2 separate regions of the Homo sapiens genome follow, and region 1 is linked to region 2. Evidence: chromatin loops called from intact Hi-C (ENCODE). Cell type or tissue: mammary epithelial cell. All regions are shown on one strand.

Region 1 (2,500 bases), 96 kb after region 2:
AGCAGGCAGGAATGTTAAAGTCTGCTGAAACTGCGCCCACAGCCGCCCCTTCTCCCAGGTGCTCTGTCCCAAGGAGATGGGGGTTTTATCTATAAGTCCCTGACTGGGGCTGCTGCCTTTCTTTCAGAGATGCCCTGCCCAGAGAGGAGGAATCTAGAGAGGCAATCTGGCTACAGTGGCTTTGTGGCACTGCAGTGGGCTCCGCCCAGTTAGAACTTCCCAGAGGCTTTGTTTACACTGTGAGGGGAAAACCCGTCTACTCAAGCCTCAGTAATGGCAGATCCCCTCTCCCCCCACCAAGATCGAGCATCTCAGGTCAACTTCAGACTTTCGTGCTGGCAGCAAGAACTTCAAGCCAGTGGATGTTAGCTTGCTGGGCTCCATGAGGCTGGGATCCGCTGAGCAAGACCACTTGGCCCCCTGGCTTCAGTCCCCTTTCCAGAAGAATGAATGGTTCTGTCTCACTGGTGTTCCAGGCTTCACTGGGGTATGAAAAACAACAACAACAACAACAACAGCAACAACAACAACAACAGCAACAAAAACCCAAAACTCCTACGGCTAGCTTGGTGTCTGCCCAAACAGCCGCCCAGATTTGTGCTTGAAACCCAGGGCCCGTGTGGTGTAGGCACCTGAAGGAATTTCCTGGTCTTTGGGTTGCAAAGACCTTGGGAAAAGCTTAGTATCTGGGCCAGATAGCACAGTCCCTCATGGCACAGTCCTTCACGGCTTCCCTTGGCTAGGGGAGGTAGTTCCCCCACCCCTTGAGCTTCCTGGGTGAGGCGACACCCCACCCTGCTTCTGCTCGCCCTCCGTGGGCTGCACCCACTGTCTAACCAGTCCCAATGAGATGAACCTGGCACCTCAGTTGGAAATGCAGAAATCACCCACCTTCTGCATTGGTCTTGCTGAGAGCTGCACACTGGAGCTGTTCCTATTCAGCCATCTTGCCCAGGAGTCTCGCATTCCTTTGTTATAGCTCAATGCTATTAAAATGTGTACATATACAACATTTTCTTTATCCATTTATTGATTGATGGACACTTAGGTTGATTCCATAACTTGGATCTTGTGAATAGTGCTGCAATAAACATAGGAGTGCAGACATCTCTTCAATATACGGTTTAAAACATTTTTTTTTTGGAAACATACACAGCAGCAAGATTGCTGAATCATAATGACAGTGCTATTTTTAGTTTTTTGAAGAACACCCATACCGTTTTCCATAATGTCTGTACCAACTTACATTCTCACTAACAGTGTATGAGTGTTCCCCTTTCTCCACATCCTTGCCATCATCTGTCATTTTTTTGTCTTTTTGATAATGGTCATTTTAACTGGGGTGAGATGAAATCCAATTTTTGACTGTTACAAAACAGTGCTACCATGATTTTTCTTGGTAATGTACATAAACACAGATATCTCTAGGGGATTTATGTAGAATTTCTGGTTTATGGAATATGAGCACCTTCAATTTAATTGGATGATGCCTAACTTTTCCTAATGGCATGTACCAGTTCACACCCTTACTAGCCAGGTTTAACAGTTCCCATTTCTCCACCTGCTGGCCAACACTTGGTATTATCAGACTTCTTAATTTTTGCCTATCTAATGGGTGTAAATGGCATCTTATAATTTGATTTTCCTGATTACTAATAATGTTGAGCATCTTTTCACATGCCTATTGAACGTTAGTATTTCCTCTTTTGTGAAGCATTTATTCAAGACATTTGCCATTTTTTCCTGTTGAGTTGTGTAACTTTTTCAAATTAATTTGTAGAAGCTGTTTTAATTTTAGTTCTTTCTCCTTTATATGTGTTCCATATATCTCTCCCCACTTTGTCACTTATTTTTCCATTTTAATGATTTCTTTTGATAAACATAAATTCTAATTATAAGATAGATACCGAAGTTATCAATCCTTTTTTATGGTAAGTGCTTTTTGTGTCTTTTCAATGAAATCGTTCTATACCCCAATATCATGAAGATATTCCTTTATACTATAATAACATTTAAAATTTTTATGGTTTTGACTTTCACATCTATGTTTTTAATATACTTGGAATTGATTTTCATGTAGAATATGAGAATAGAGGTCCAATGTTTTCTTTATGAATATCCAATTGCCCCAATATCATTTGCTGAAAAGCCTTTTCTTCTCCCATTCAGTTACAATGCCAACTCTGTCAAATATCAAGTGTTCATATATTTTTGGGAAGATTTCTGACCTGTCTGTTCTATTCTACCAGTTTATTTATCTAATCATGTGCCAATACAGCATTGCCTTATTACCTGTAACAGTAATACTAATAAATGTCTTGATATCTGATAGGGGAAGTCTTCCCACCTCATTCTTATTCCTCAAGAGTTTCTTAACTATTCTTATCAATATGCACAGAAATAGATGCTGAAATTTTCTTTTCACAAAATTACTGTTGAGATTTTAATTTCAGCAAAACTTAACTGTTGAGTTTTAGTGTAAACAAAAATAATGGTTGAA
Region 2 (2,500 bases):
TATAAAATTAATTAGGCAGAAGGTTTTGAGTAGTGAATGAAGGCAAAGTTGTGGACTTAGCCTTAATCATCCAATTTACCCTCATTTATGTTCAAGTTGAAGCACTTCGACTTTCAGTCTGTGTTAAATTATTCTGAGGCTGATTTTCATAAGGGTTCTTTTTAGCATGGCATTTGGTTTCTTGAAATCTGAGGACCTCTCAGCTGCAGTTAACCCAGTGTATACTCAAGAATCTCTTCTTGGAGAATGTAAACATTCCATTATCCAGTCACCTTTGATAAAAGACCACTTTCACCAAAAAAGAGCCTCATAACTCACATTTTATAGATGATGAAATGGGCACTCAGAGAAGCTAACTGATTCACCCAAGGTCATATAGCTGTACTGTGGCAGGGCCAAAGCACAAACCTGTTCATCTATCTTGTGTTGACTGAGCATCTGCTTCCCCTGGGAAATACACTCACTGATGGGGATACAAAGGTGAAGAAGACTTGGTCCCTACCCCAAAAGAAGCCCAGGTCTTCAGATTGCAGAATAAGTCAGACAGCCTGAAGATGCTGGGCCACCACTAATGTCACTTCAACTTCATCAGAGCAAGTAGCTTCTAATTTTGACTCCCATATTTATTAAAACAGTCCTTGGGACTGTTTCAGAAGAAAGAGATGTTGGAAACTGTTATCCTAGAGACTTGCTTTGCTTGGTCTCATGACCCTTACATTGTTTAAATTGTCAGTTAAAAATTGGGAAAGCTCATTTTTTGAAAATGTAGACTTCTGAATTATCTTGAAAAAAGAAAACAAAAACAAAAACAAAACACCTCAAGATCTCTTCTTACTGGACCAGTGTTCCCTTGCTGTGATAATCCTTTGGAGGTAAGGCGCTATTGCCTACTTTATTTGGGCTGGTGCTAGCCAATTCAACATAGTTCCTAACCAGCACCTTTTACTCACTCCTACTGCTTACCCTATTCCCAAAGTGTTTAAGTTTGCTAAGCCTGGCCACTAACTTCTGGGGCGACAGTTATTGTCTGAACCATGCTTGACGGCAGGTGGCAGCAGTAAGCTGTTTTATTACCATTTCTCCTCCAAGTTGGAAGGATGTACTGCAGCCGCAATCAGCTTCAGGGATTTTTTCTTTCATTCCTCTGAAAACAAAACAAAACGAAAAACCCAAGGTCATCAGGTTTTAGTTGAGTAATATTTTGACAATGTAAGTTATGAAAAAGAGATTTAGTGTTAGTAATGAGAAAAAGCCAATTGTGTGCAATAGGAATCTACCAGGAAAAAAAGCTGGCTGGCTACCAGGAAGAAAAGTCCTGAACCTGAGAGATAGGGCAAGCTGGCTTGCAGCCACTAGTTGGGGAATCTTTTTTTCACACCACATAATAAAAATTAACTCAGATGAGTCATAGACCTAAATGTAAGAGCTGAAACTTTAAAACCCTTAGAAAAAAAAAACCCATAGGAGTAAATGTTTGTGATCTTGGATTAAGAAATAGTTTTTTAGACATAACACAAAAAAGCACAAGCAACAAAAGAAAAAACAGAAAAATGAGACATCAAAATATAAGGCTTTTGTGTTTCAAGGTACATCATCAAGAAAAGAGACAGTCTCCAGAATAGGAGAAAATGTTTGTGAATCATTGATCTCATAAAGGACTTGTATACAAAATATATAAATAATTCTTGTAACTGAACAATAAAAAGAAGACTGACCCAATTAAAAATTGTTAAAAGATCTGAATAGACATTTCTCCAAAGTATACAAAAGCTAATAAGCATATAAAAAGATGTTCAACATCATTAGTCAACAGAGAAATGTAAATCAAACAATAATGAGATACCACCTCACTCCTCATGGTTAAGGATGGCTATTTAGGATGGCTAAGATACAGACAATAACAAGTGCTGACACCGATGTGAAGAAATGAGAACCTTCATAACTGCTGATGGAATTGTAAATGGAGCAACTGTTTTGGAAAACAGTTTGGCAATTTCTCAAAATGTGACCCAGCAATTCCGTTCCTTGTTACACAGCCAAGAGAAATGAAAACCTGTACACACAAAAGAGTTGTACATGGAGATAAATAGCGGCAATACCCAAAAGATGAAAACAACATGTCTATCAATTGGTGAATGGATAAACAAAATGTGGTAAGCAGTGCCCCCTTATCTGTGGTCTTGCTTTCTGTGGCTGCAGTTATCTGTGATAAACTTCAGTCTGAAAATATTAAATGGAAAATTCTAGAAATAAGCAATTCATATGCTTTAAATTGCATACCATTCTGAGTGTGATGAAATCTGGCATCATCCCACTCTGTCCTGCCTGGGACATGAATGATTCCTTTGTCTAGCATCTCCACACTATATGTTACCTGCCTGCTAGTCACTTAGTCATCTCAGGCATCACAGTGCTTATGTTCAAGTCATCCTTATTTTACTTAATAAAGGCTCCAAAATGCAAGAGTAGTGATGCTGATTCAGATATGCTAAAGAGAAGC

What was found. A loop is a pair of places that touch in the nucleus more often than their neighbours do. Peaks named below come from ENCODE experiments on the same cell type or tissue, not always from the same donor. Only the 100,000 strongest peaks of a DNase experiment are listed, where the experiment ranks them.
Region 1: it touches region 2 in a loop (12-fold over the local background); 23 of 110 quality-filtered maps call a loop at or near these places.

The regions. Positions count from the first base shown.
Region 1 is chrX:103,940,216-103,942,715 of GRCh38, forward strand. It overlaps a transcript of TMSB15B not described here. Among named protein-coding and RNA genes, the nearest start is that of TMSB15B, 21 kb to the right of the region's middle. In mammary epithelial cell, a CTCF peak has its summit at 1,558 (motif pointing left); no DNase peak of the experiment used is centred here.
Region 2 is chrX:103,844,221-103,846,720 of GRCh38, forward strand. No RefSeq gene overlaps it. Among named protein-coding and RNA genes, the nearest start is that of RAB9B, 13 kb to the left of the region's middle. In mammary epithelial cell, a CTCF peak has its summit at 1,044 (motif pointing right); DNase peaks (open chromatin) are centred at 1,211 and 2,371; H3K27ac peaks cover 1,168 bases.